Regions from separate parts of the Homo sapiens genome. Here all the other regions are linked to region 1. The links are chromatin contacts, found by Hi-C or POLR2A ChIA-PET in ENCODE. All regions are on one chromosome and are shown on one strand. Each heading gives the region's core, a stretch centred on a gene start or an enhancer-like site at or near the end of the contact. The rest is flanking DNA. Distances are from core to core; before and after follow the strand shown.

Evidence for each region. Hi-C counts contacts between places; a loop is a spot of excess contacts on that map. ChIA-PET counts read pairs that join two places held with the same protein, here RNA polymerase II (POLR2A). Pooled maps may share reads with other maps.
Region 2: a loop to region 1 is called in a pooled map, with 2.8 times the contacts of the local background. The contact joins two enhancer-like sites. A Hi-C loop is called at or near these places in 3 of 168 maps with a recorded cell type or tissue (MCF 10A, heart right ventricle and tibial artery) and 2 of 50 pooled maps. POLR2A ChIA-PET finds 5 or more read pairs at or near these places in 4 of 52 experiments (HCT116, MCF 10A, Panc1 and 1 more).
Region 3: a map of IMR-90 shows a loop between it and region 1 (3-fold over the local background). The contact joins two enhancer-like sites. A Hi-C loop is called at or near these places in 2 of 168 maps with a recorded cell type or tissue (IMR-90 and mammary epithelial cell) and 1 of 50 pooled maps. POLR2A ChIA-PET finds 5 or more read pairs at or near these places in 3 of 52 experiments (A549, HCT116 and Panc1).

Annotation. Positions count from the first base shown.
Region 1 is chr12:75,682,932-75,687,540 of GRCh38, forward strand. All of the region lies in intron 6 of LOC105369844 (a long non-coding RNA gene), which reads right to left. Among named protein-coding and RNA genes, the nearest start is that of KRR1, 170 kb to the left of the region's middle. Within about 2 kb of position 1,885, at least 3 of the 41 ENCODE cell types and tissues checked have a DNase peak (open chromatin) inside an H3K27ac peak, as active enhancers do; they include IMR-90, where a contact is called at or near this core.
Region 2 is chr12:75,639,644-75,643,832 of GRCh38, forward strand. All of the region lies in intron 8 of LOC105369844 (a long non-coding RNA gene), which reads right to left. Among named protein-coding and RNA genes, the nearest start is that of KRR1, 130 kb to the left of the region's middle. RefSeq lists a silencer at 2,612-2,812. Within about 2 kb of position 1,553, at least 5 of the 41 ENCODE cell types and tissues checked have a DNase peak (open chromatin) inside an H3K27ac peak, as active enhancers do.
Region 3 is chr12:75,724,279-75,728,583 of GRCh38, forward strand. The region is part of intron 1 of LOC105369844 (a long non-coding RNA gene); the gene reads right to left. Among named protein-coding and RNA genes, the nearest start is that of KRR1, 210 kb to the left of the region's middle. Within about 2 kb of position 1,338, at least 11 of the 41 ENCODE cell types and tissues checked have a DNase peak (open chromatin) inside an H3K27ac peak, as active enhancers do; they include IMR-90, where a contact is called at or near this core.

The DNA of each region.
Region 1 (4,609 bases), core at 635-3,134:
TACACAGTTCTTACCATAGGATTCCTAAGTATTCTTTATCCTTGTGTATATTTCTGTTTAACTATGTTGGCTTATCCCTGTTCTAGCACAGTGACTTGCATTAAAAGGCCATGGTAAATGCTAATTACTTGATTGAGAAAAGTTGGAAAATCCATAGATGGGAGAACTGGCCAGACCAGGGAGAATTTCTATCCCAGGTATTCTTTGCTATGTAACAAATTACCCAAAAGCTTAGTGGCTTCAAACAAGAATTTATTATGTTCAAGGATTTATTGGGAATTGGAAAGGAGACATTAGGGCTGGCTTCTCTCTGCCATGAGGTCTGGGGTCTCAGATGAGAAGACTAATCATCAATGGCTGGAGCTGGAATTATCTGAAGACTTACTCATATCTGGTGTTTGAGAGGAAAAGGCTCAAAGGTTAAGACTGCCAAGCGGAGCACCCATCTGTGGCTTCTCTGTGTGGGTTGGCTTCTTCATAACATGGCAGCCCCAGGGGAATCAGACAGGACTCCCAGAAGGAGTATTTCAGTGCAACAAATGAAAGCATTTTTGGACCTGGCCTCTGAAGTCGCATAGTGTCACTTCTACCATACTCTATTGGTTGAAGTAGTCACAAGCCTACCCAGTTTCAAAGGGGAGAAAACATAAACCCCACCTCCTCATGGAAGGAGTGGCAAGGTCACATTATCACATAGCATGTGGGATAGGAACTATTGTAGCAGCCATCTTTGGAAAGTACAACCTGCAATGTTTAAATTCTTTGGAAAATGCAATTTCTAACCCAAGTCTAGGCTTTAACAGACTACAGTTTTGGACATGTTCAGTCTGTGACCAAATGTTCTGGAACTACATGGAGTCCACAGCCAGAATATCTTGTTAATAACAATAGCAATAATAGACATCATTTGTTAACACACACTAGTGAATACTTACCAATGTCTTACAAGCATTTCCTAATTCCTCAAATTGATGCTATGATAAAGGGCTAATCATTATTCCATTTCACTAACGAGAAAATTGTGGCACAAAATTGTCAAGTGAGTTGGGCAAGATCAGTGGAAGCAAGATTTGATATCAGCCATGTCTGTCTGACTCTGGAGTCTAGCTTTTTAATCCTGAAGCTGTACTGACTCTATATATGACATTGTCAGAGGCATGTGAACCAGAGCAACTCCATCTGGAATAGGAGCTGTGTAAAATAAGGCTGAGGCCTACTGGGCTGCGTTCCCAGAAGGTTAAGGCATTCTAAGTCATAGGATGAGTTAGGAGGTCAGCACAAGATATAGGTCATAAAGACGTTGCTGATAAAACAGTTTGCAGTAAAGAAGCCAGCCAAAACCCACCAAAACCAAGATGGCCACGAGAGTGACCTCTGGTTGTCCTCACTGCTACACTCCCACCAGTGCCATGACAGCTTACAAATGCCATGGCAATGACAGGAAGTTACCCTATATGGTCTAAAAAGGGGAGGCATGAATAATCCACCCCTTGTTTATCATATCATCCAGAAATAACCATAAAAATGGGCACCCAGCAGCCCTCGGGGCTGTTCTGTCTATGGAGTAGCCATTCTTTTATTCCTCTACTTTCTTAATAAACTTGCTTTCACTTTACTCTATGGGCTCTCCCTGAATTCTTTCTTATGCAACATCCAAGAACCCTCTCTGGCGGTCTGAATCAGGACCCCTTTCCTGTTACAACATTGTTCATCTTAAAGGCTTCAGAGCCCTTCGTTCTTACAGCTCTTTGTAAATAACTAGGTCTATGTGGGGAATGTCACTTTTATCACTGATTCCTCCTGTAGCATGTTATATTGTTTCTGGTTATGTTTCAGCATGCACAAGCCCTTCTGGAAACTTTGAAAAATTATGTTTCATTCTGTTCCTCTAACCACAACTTGGTCATAAATGCTTCTGGAATTTGTTTTCATCAGCTCAGGGCATCATTTCTTCCTTTGCTCTTGCCTGCCACAGCAATGTCAAAGCGGCAAGCAAAAACACATCCACTGATAATTCTTTTTATCTTCTAACAGCAACTTTTGTTTCTATGTCTGAATCATCCTTTAGGGCTCATACCCTGTTCTGGAGTGAATGTATTACATCATGTATTTGGAAGGGGTTTTGTTGAGTGCCTGAGTGATGGTTTTCTCCAACTTATGGGGCAGAAGGTTCTTGTCGCTTACTGCCCGAATTTTTCCAATCTAATTAAACACAAATTAGTGAAACCTGAGATACCCTGAGGACTCATTAAAGAGAAACTGCCAAACCTCTGAAAAACAGAATTTCCACATAGATTTCCCTACAGCTATGTTTGTCAATTTGTAGAAAGCTAAGAATACTCCAAGTAGTGATTAACGGTCTGAATGAAATTGCACACACGCACAAAAGAGCCCATTTAATAAACCAACAATGGAAGGTACAACTGTGGATCAACTGCTCCACATTTCTCTCCTTGGAGGTTCAAATGCAGCAATGAAACTAAGCTGGTACTTGAATGAAGTGATTTTCCTCCCTGAAAAGGAATCATGTTTCATCCCTACTTTCTAAATTCTTTTTTGTTTTGCCAGACATCTATTCCTTGTATTACATAAGAATAGAAAGCCACAAATTGTCTAGGCACAGGTGGTCTAGCTTTGAAAGATGCTAATATCCACCATTCAACTAGAATCTCCCAGACTGTTTAATTGGAATTTTGTTTTGTTCTGTTTTGTTTATTTGTGTGTTTAGCATTAGCAGGGGGAACAGAAAACTGTCTCTCCTTTAGGCTGAGCACTTGGGAATAGACTTCCAAACATCAACTTAAAAGCCAAGAAAGAAAAAAAAATACTCGGGTAACATAACAGCTGCTGAGCTCTACAGAACACAATTACTAAAAACATCTTGTATAGCTGTGAAGGGACACTCAAAGAGCTTTTAGCTAGTATAGATTCCTGGGTAGATTTTAAACTTTCTAAGACAATGCATAGATATATCAATGGAGAACATGCACATCTGGAAAAAATCACAAAATAACTGGGATAGAAAAAGAAGGGAGACAAATTCCCTACAACAGCCACTGAACTACAGCAACCCATGAAACGCAAGGATGGATTAAATGGCAACAAATTCTTTAAGAAATTTAATAGGATTATGTACAGAATATAGTACTCATTTCATTTCCTAGAATGATAAAGGCTGTCATCACTGGTCATTAGAGAAATGCAAATCAAAACCATAATGAGATACCATCTCACACCAGTTAGAATGGTGATCATTAAAAAGTCAGGAAACAACAGATGCTGGAGAGGGTGTGGAAAAATAGGAATGCTTTTACACTGTTGGTAGGAGTGTAAATTAGTTCAACCATTGTGGAAGACAGTGTGGCAATTCCCCAAGGATCTAGAACCAGAAATACCATTTGACCCAGCAATCCCATTACTGGGCACATACCCAAAGGATTATAAATCATTGTACTGTAAAGACACATGCACATGTGTTTATTGCAGCACTGTTCACAATAGCAAAGACTTGGAACCAGCGCAAATGCCTATCAATGATAGACTGCATAAACAAAATGTGGAACATATATACCATGGAATACTATGCATCATAAAAAAGGATGAGTTCATGTCCTTTGCAGGGACATGGATGAAGCTGGAAACCATCATTCTCAGCAAACTAACACAAGAACAGAAAACCAAACACTGCATGTTCTCACTCATAAGCGGAAGTTGAACAATGAGAACACATGGACACAGGGAGGGGAACATCACACACCAGGGCCTGTCATGGGGTGGGGAGCTAGGGGAGGGATAGCATTAAGAGAAATACCTAATGTAGGTGACGGGTTGATGGGTGCATCAAACCACCATGGCATGTGTATGCCTATCTAACAAACCTGCACGTACTGCACATGTATCCCAAAACTTAAAGTATAATAATAATAATTTTAAAAGATAAAGTCTAAAAGGAATCTCAAAACAACATTCTGTGTAACCTTCTTATCTTATGTTTTATTTTGTTTGATAAGAAGACAATAGAGAAAAAGTAGATAATTATCAGTATGAATGGGACTAGCTACTGGCAACCTAGCTTCTGGGCCGTTACCCTTCCTATCACACTTCTTGGTACCTATGTTTTACAGAGTAGCTTACAGTATTGTTATATGAGTCATTTCATTATATCTTCACATGTGAGATATCAGAAAAGGCATCAGTTCATTTTGAAGATGATGCATTTACTTAAATGCAATGAAACATAGAAAGTTTAATGTCCTAATGCTAGTTACACAGATAATGATACAAACAAGACCAAACCCCAGGCCTCTAGGTTTCAATATATATGTATATTATCTACTCTGGAGTTTAAGTGATTATATTCACTGAATGTTACCATTTACAAATGTCAGGTTCTATACAGTGATACCTTGAATAATGTCCTTTTATAACAAATTCCTTTGTGAAAAAAAAAAAGCCCATGATATTAATAGAAAAGAAAACAGAAGCAACAGGCACATAGCAGTAATATTTCATTGGTGGAAAAATTTAAAACTAACCAATCAGCAAACACTTTTCTCAGTGTTTTGTTTTTGGTTTTTTCCCTATTTTAAGAAAAATATAGCTGGTCAAA
Region 2 (4,189 bases), core at 303-2,802, 44 kb before region 1:
TAAGACAGGAGAAAACACAGTAGAGTAGTAGAGACTCTCAGCAGGAACTACATTTGAAAAAATAATGATAAATGATATCATGATAAAAATGATGTCCTTAATAAAGCTACTAACACTACTTTACATAAATAATGGCCACTTGTAGATAAATTTTAGAATCATAGAATCTGCTTCCTAATTTTAGAGATGAGAAAACAAAAAGCCAAAAGAGTATCCACTAGGCCACACTGCCACTCAGCGAGTTAGCAGGAGCAGCAGGATGCAAATCTAGGTATAAGCAGAGTGTGAGTTTGGTGGTATGAAGGAAACACTGGAGCTGAACAAAAGATCATTGAAAAATCACTATTCACCTTACACTGAGGCCAATCTGCAAAATATTTTATCATTTATTAAACAATTTAAGCACTGAATCACAGACTATTTCCGGTACAAAATATTTAATAATGAGTGTATCGTGTGTGTGTGTGTGTGTGTGTGTGTACGTGTGTGTTTAAAGACAGGATTACTTATCGTTAGGAATAGGTTATTTTCCATAAAAAGGAAGTTTGGGCATATGGTACTGATTAAAAATGTTACTATGGTATATATAAAATAAAAACAGAAAAATACCATCAGTTTGAAATCATATGAAAGAAAACATGGCATTTTTTGCCTAATCAATGTTTATTTACAAAATACTCTGCAGGTATTCACACCTTTTCTCCTGGAATTTAGAATGCAATTAGTCATACAACATAAACCTAAAGAAAAAAATTACAAGCGTAGTAAAAATGCAACTTGTTTAGAATTTTGAAAATTGTGTAGAAAAGAGTTTCACACAATTATTCAGCATGAACTAGCTTGTTGTTATCAGTCAACAATAACCAAAAAAGTCAAATGCCTTCATGGGAGGAACATTTCAAGGTAAACTATAGTCAACTGAGATTTTTTAATATCTCAAGCTCAAAAGCAAGAGCATATATCCGAAAATCAAGTATTAATGATTTATTTATATCTCTTAACAGTGTTGTGGCAATTGAGGGAAAGGAAGGAGGTAATATGAAATGAGGAGATAGCTAGATGATATTTATGGAATGCATATAATTCAGGCATAATTATTTTCATGTTGGTTTTATGAAAACTTATAGTACATTATAACTAATCATGTTCCAGAAAATGCAAATAAGATAATAGTTGAGAAGGAATAGACATCAAATGCTTCTTTAATAAACCACAGCCATTTTCTCTAAGCAGGGAAAATGCTTTAATTGAATTTCATCTTATTAGAAAGACATTATTTCCTCCAGAGTCATAAAGTATATACAAGGAAGATTAGGAATTGTGCCTGTTGGGGCTATTTTGTAAGCACCACAATCTACTGTGGTGCTACTGTGGCTAGCGTAGGTAGAAAAATGAATTTATTGAAAGATATTAGACAGCTCAGAGAACTGTTGGGTGGGCTGAGGAATAGTCTCAAGATTAGCCCCTCCGGAACCATTCCTCAGAACCACACCAAAGAACTGGCCTGAGCAGGAAGTTACCATGGCCACCACCACCCCCACATTAGCAAAAGGAATGAATCATCCCCAGTTTGTTTCTTGCTACAGTTCACCTCCACGGTTAAGTCTCACTTCCGCCTCTAACTTACAAAACCATAGTTACACATCTGCAGCTTAGCCACAAGGGAGTCTGAGAATGCAGATTTTTTTTTTTTCTTTTCAAATTACCCTTGGAAAATGGAGCTCACAATGTGGAGAAGTATCAAATGAATAGAGGGTGTTGAAGGCATGTGGAAAATTTGGTAGGCAAAATTCTAAGATCTTCCACTATCTCCACTCCCTGATGTTATACCCAAGATTAGTTATATGGCAACAGGGATTTTGTAGATGTAATTAAGGGCCCTAAATAGTTTACTTTGAGTTCATCAAAAGGGTGATTATCCTTGGTGGGCTTGACCTAACCAGGTGAACCCTTAGAAGAGAATGTGCCCTTTCTGAGAGGAGATTTGAAGCATAAGAGAATTTTCCTGCTGGTCTTAAAGACACAAAGTCCACAAGATCGACAGCTGCAGGGAAACAAATTCTGCCAATGACCCCATGAGCTTGGAAGAGGGTCCTAAGCCTCAGATAAGACCCCAGCCCCAGCTGACACCTTAATTTTAGCCTTACAGGACCCTGAACAGAGAACCTAGTTATATTCTACCCAGAATTCCAACCAACAAAGCTATGAGATAATAAGCTAAGTTTTAAGCCACTAAGCTTGTGGTAATGTGTTATGCAGCAATATAAAATTAATCCAGGCAGCTACCAATGACAGGCATCTCTGAGAGTTGTCATGTATCAATGTTGGATAATAAATTATCCATAATCTTGTTAAGCATTTCCAAAAGGCAAAATAATTATAGTAAAGGTAATTTATATTTTCATAACCATTGTTAACTTCTCTTTAGGTACTATTCAGTGGTTACTCTCTGGTATAAACTGAGATTTAGAAATAAAAAAAGAAAACAGTTATTTAACAAATTTTTTGTACTACAATGTATTATCTAAATATGTGTGTGTGTGTGTGTGTGTGTGTGTGTGTGTGTGTGTGTCCAAGAGCTTATTACTATGGTAAAAATTAAAATATAAGTTTGATTTTATAACACCCATAATAAAAATATCTATCAGGAAGGACAGCTATAAGAAAAAGAAGGAAAATAAGCAAGTTAATAAGGAGGCAAACCAACTTTCTAATTGAGGAACAATTTATCACATGGTTTCATGCAGCTTACATTCTGACTAATTGATCATAATTTTATCAACCACGAGGTTAACAAGTAAAATATTCCTGGAATAGAAATAGACATGCTCTTACTCATCTCCCACAGCAGTTTCTTTAATGACATCTAAGAAAACAGCACAGTTCTAAAAACAATAATTACAGTCCATTTTAAAAAATTAGTTGAAATTACTTAGGTAAGGCTGTCTCATTTTAGAACAAAAACTAACTATGTAGTTTTTATATCAAGTTGGTTTAAAGCCCAAGACAAAACAAAGCAAAAATAATATGAACAAAGCCTCAAAAGAAGTTATAGGAGATCTATGGGAAAATCTATACTTCCCCGCTCAACTTTGAAGCTTGAATGTCCTATCAACCTGACATTTAATGACTTGTTTTGAGAACAGAATAATAATTTGTGACCCTTATTCCTAAGCAAGACATGCTAAAGATTACTGCATCTTGAGATGTACGAATTTCTGTATATTCAATCTCAGGAGACTCTATAACTCCACCATCCAAGATTAGCAACTAATTGCCACTAGTGACATGTGGCTATTTAGCCCTTGAAGATTGGCTAGTCCAAATTGAGACTGGCTGTAAGAATAAAATACACACAGATTTTGAATATTTAGTTTGGAGGGGAAAAACTCATTAATAAGTTTTATATTGATTATATGCTGAAATAATATAAATTATATTATTTTCACATGATAGTTAAAATACATTAACAACATAATTCATCTGTTTTCTAACTTTTTAAAAAATACGGCACCATGAAAATTTAAAACTTTACACATTACATGTCTATTGGATAACACTGTTCTGTAACATATGAAAATTCCACAGTTTTGTTTCAGAGATTCCATCATCACTTATGGAATCATGTCTTACTAAGCTATTTAAAGAATATCCCTTTGGCCAGGCGCAGTGCCTCATGACTGTAATCCCAACACTTTGGGAGGTCGAGGTGGGCGGATCATTTGAGATAAGGAGTTTGAGAACAGCCTGGCCAACATGGGGAAACCCCATCTCTACTGAAAATACAAAAATTAGCCTGGCATGGTGGTGGGTACCTGTAATCCCAGCTACTCAGGAGACTGAGGCAGGAGAATCGCTTGAACCCAGGAGGCAGAGGTTGCAGTGAGCTGAGACTGCACCACTGCACTCCAGCCTGGGCAACAGAGCAAGACTCTGTCTCGAAAAAGTAAAAATAAATAATAAAGTATATTCCTTTGTTGAAGGGTCTAAGACTGTGCCCTTGTCTACACATGGGCTAATACAATTATTCCTGCAGAGGATCTGGTGGTTTTTACTATCAGCCACAACATTGTTCTCAGAGCTCTGGAATGGAGTAGAAATGGCAAAGACCCTCCCTCCAGGGGCTATAGTAGATGCCCCAGATATTCTTGCAGAGGCTAAACTGAAAGCTATGGTAGTCCTTTTAGTT
Region 3 (4,305 bases), core at 88-2,587, 41 kb after region 1:
GGCACTTTGCTTTACATCTTGTTTCTTCCTAGAGCCTAGCATAGTGCATGGTATATTTTAAGCATCCTATAAATATTTGCTAAAAATAATAAATGAATTAACTTTCTCTTTTCTTTTTTTTTGAGATGGAGTCTCGCTCTGTCCCCCAGGCTGGAGGGCCGTGACATAATCTAGGCTCACTGTAACCTTCACGTCCTGGGTTCAAGCAATTCTCTGCCTCAGCCTCCTGAGTAGCTGGGATCACAGGCGCCCGCCACCACGCCCGGTTAATTTTTTTGTATTTTTAGTAGAAATGCGGTTTCACTATCTTGGCTAGGCTGGTCTTGAACTCCTGACCTCGTGATCCGCCTCGGCCTCCCAAAGTGCTGGGATTACATTTTTTGGGAGTAACTGATAAATAATGCCCTAATTACTATTGACTTCCACTGATAAAAACTGAAAAGGCAAAGTGAGAGACTGAAGAGTTAAATGGCTGGGCCAAAATTCTAAGTCCAATGCTGGCTTTGAGCTCTTCCATCCAGTGCCCAGACACCTTTCCCTGATCCTAAAGAGCCTGCCTCTCAGCATAAATATTCACTTTATCACTGGTATGCCTGTCTTAATGTATAAACACTATTGATGGTTTACTCTGTGCATTTAATTCCTATAGTCCGCAATTATAAATATAAGAGACTTTGTTCCAGTTTTTGTTCTACATTCCACAGTGTCTGTGTCACACACGAATTTCCCTTTGAAACCAATGAGCATTCTATGCCAGAAGATATCCTGGGGATGGAGGAGGAAGGGAGGGAGGGGAGAGAGAGAGAGAATCAGAGTCACCATCTGTTGACAATACTCTTGTGCAGAGCCAGTTTTGAAGGTTAATGACATGTCACGCATCCTCCAGCGTCTGGTAACAAAAATAGGCTGCTCTCCCAGAATTCGTTAGGGAGTTGTGGCCCCATGGAAGATGTAACTTGTCAGCCAGCACTCCAGTAGGGTCCAGGAAGACAATTTCTGCCAAAAGCTGGATGAAATTTAATGGAGATCCAGGAAAAACAACTTTTACTAAAATTCAAATGTGGAAGTGATCATTTTTCCCTGAGGCCAGTAAAAAGGCTATAAATTATTGACTTTCCAAAATGACCCTGCGTAATGTTTATAAGGAACTCTTGCATTTCATCGCAATTCTTCAATATACATCTACTCCTTTCTCTATTTCTTTTCAGAAAAATTAAGATTGTAAGCTTGTAATGCAAACAGGTCCAAGGGTTCACCAAGGATCTGCCCATGGTTTTTTTAGATGGTTAAATTTTTGGCAGTGCAGCTGATCCACGGCAAATCTGGGTCTCAGCTTTATTGACAGCCTACTGTTTAATGACTCACTTTGCTGTCTCATCAAGAATGCACCCAGTGGAAAGGCTACACCTTCTCAAGTGTAATTGCATGCTTTCTCCACATCTCTTCTGGGCTCTCTTTAATTTTCAAAGCCCCACTGAGCAACCTTTAAAAATCTGAGCCCTTTCCCACCTGGTGCTCGATGCTTTAAGAGGAGGTGACTCTGACTGTTTTTCTGTTAACCTAAGAACAAACTGTCTTGTCCCAGCATGGAGTAGAGTGGCTTGAACAAGGACGTGTAAAAAGAAACAGAGCAAGGAAACTGAAATACTTCCAAGCTCTTCTGCATTCTGTCTTTATAGCATGACATCATTAATATTGTTTGAAGTAAAGTTTTTGGACTATAGCTCTGCCTAACTTCAAATATAAATGTAAATTACAAACAAAAAACTAAATGAGTGTTTGATTACTTGCCAGCTTGGAGTATCCAATCCTCTCTTATTCAAGAGCAGAATTAAAAATAAAAGTTTGGTGGTATGAGGTGCTAAAATGATCACTCATATAGAAGTCAGGAAATTTGGGCCATTTTCAGGTTCTTCTTGGGTGACTTTGTATAAATCACTAACTTCTGTGGGCCTCAAATTCTCCAGCCCTGAAGTTAAATTCAATTTAAAAGTACATTTTTAGCCACTAAAAATATTTGTCTAGATCAGCACTGTCCAATAGAACCTTGGCCAATGAAGGAAATGTTCTATATCTGCACTATCCAATATGGTAGCCCTAGCCATATTGAGCACTATTGCATGTGTAAATGTAAGTACTACGACTGAAGAACTGGATTTTTACTTTTATTTAATTTTAATCAATTTAAATTTAAAACAAACATGTACCTAGTGGCTACTATATTGGACAATGCAAGTTTAATTATTTCTAAGGCTCCTTATTAAAGGTTATGTTTTGATGATTACTTTTTTTTTTTTTTTTTAAATATGGAGTCTGGCTCTATCACCCAGGCTGGAATGCAATGGCATGATCACTCACTGCAACCTCTGCTTCCCAGTTTCAAGTGATTCTCTTGCCTCAGCCTCCCAAGTAGCTGCAATTATAGGCGTGTACCATCACACCTGGCTAATTTTTGTATTTTTAGTAGAGACGGGGTTTTACCATATTGGCCAGGCTGGTCTTGAACTCCTGACCTCAAGTGATCCTCCCTCCTCAGCCTCCCAAAGTGCTGGGATTACAGGCGTGAATCACTGTGCCCAGCCTATGTTTTGATGATTTCTCAACCTAGCTAATGACCCAGAGTGAATCTTTCTTTTTATTCTCACTACTGTAAAATTTACTTTATAAATTATTTGATATAAATAATCTTTAACAGTAATTAATCAGTCTGATTAAAAAATAGGAACTCCACATGAGAAAGATAAAGCATGTGAAAGAATTTTACAAATTTGAAAATGCAATGTAATTATAAAGCACTCTTAACAAAATCTCTGTTACACCTAACTGCACACCTTTCTTCAAGTGCCAGCTGATGCACATAGACCAAAAGCTGTTCTATCTCATAGTCCAAACCAATGGAAATACCTTGATGGAACCCTGCCGAAGGCCAAAAAGCTTAACCTTCTGAGTACTTTTTTTCACTGAGGTTTAAATAAATAGATTTTCAATTTCTTTTCCCCTCCACCACACTTGCCAAGTGTTTCTAACTAGATGTTACTATAATCTACACAACAAAATCATTCTTATTAATTATGCAATGCCTTATAACTGTTGCATGCATTTCTGTTGCTTCTCAGCTTTGCTTTGCAGCAGCAGAGCACGTCGAACATTGACCAGAAGAAGTCCAAAGGGATGACTGTTGTTCACCAGAGGCTCCCATTTTGGTCTGAGCCTGCATTTGCCTTTCTCTACTTCTGTTTAATTCCTTTCAGCCCCTAGACCTCCTCTCACTGACCTTTAGACTCTTCCAGCCCTTTCCACGTGGCATCTTAATTCTACCTTTTGAGTTCACAACACTATCTTTTTTTCCTCTGGTCTGTGTTTGGCTCCTCCTTCCTGGCACATTTACTTACTTCTGTACCTTCATGACTATCCCTTGTAATGTGGCCCTGGGATTTTCTCCTGGTGGGGAGCCTCAGCTGGTACAGCCTAGAGACTATGCCTCTAGCCCCTCCCCAGATTCCTGAGGCCTAGATTCCGGAGACCAATGGGTTTTAACAGAGAGAAAAGACTTCTCCTACCAACTATTGTGCAACAAAACATTTCCTGCTTTATCTTATTTTTTAAGTGATTCCAGGGTCTTCTATAAAAGATACATGGCTCATCATTTGGGAAAAGTTATTTCTTTTTTAAAATAACTTTACTATATGCATAACCAGCACAAAATAAATGACATCAACATAATCAAGAGAGTGAATATATTAATCACCTCAAAAGTTACTGTGCCCCTTTTTAATCTCTCACTACCTCCCTTACCTGCCTCCCCCATCCTTGCCGTGGGTCCAGGCAATCCCTGGTCTGCTTCCTGTCACTGTAGATTATTTTGCATCATCTAGCATTTTATATAAATAAAATCATATGGGGCTGGGCACGGTGGCTTACACCTGTAATCTCAACATTTTGGAAGGCCAAGGCAGGCGGATCACTTGAGGTCAGGAGTTTGAGAGCAGCCTGGCCAACATGGCGAAACCCTGTCTGTACTTTAAAAAAAAAAAAAAAAAAAAAAAAGCCTGATGTGGTGGCAGGCACTTGTAATCCCAGCTACTCAGGAGGCTGAGGCAGGAGAATTGCTTGAACCCGGGAGGTTGAGGTAGCAGTGAGCCAAGATCGCACCACTGCACTCCAGCCTGGGCAACAGAGCAAGACTCTGTCTTAAAAAAAAAAAGAAAAGAAAAAGAAAAGAAATAATATGGTATGTACTCTCTGTTGTCTAGCTTCTTTCACTCAGCGTAATTATTTTTGACATTCATCCCTACAGTATATATC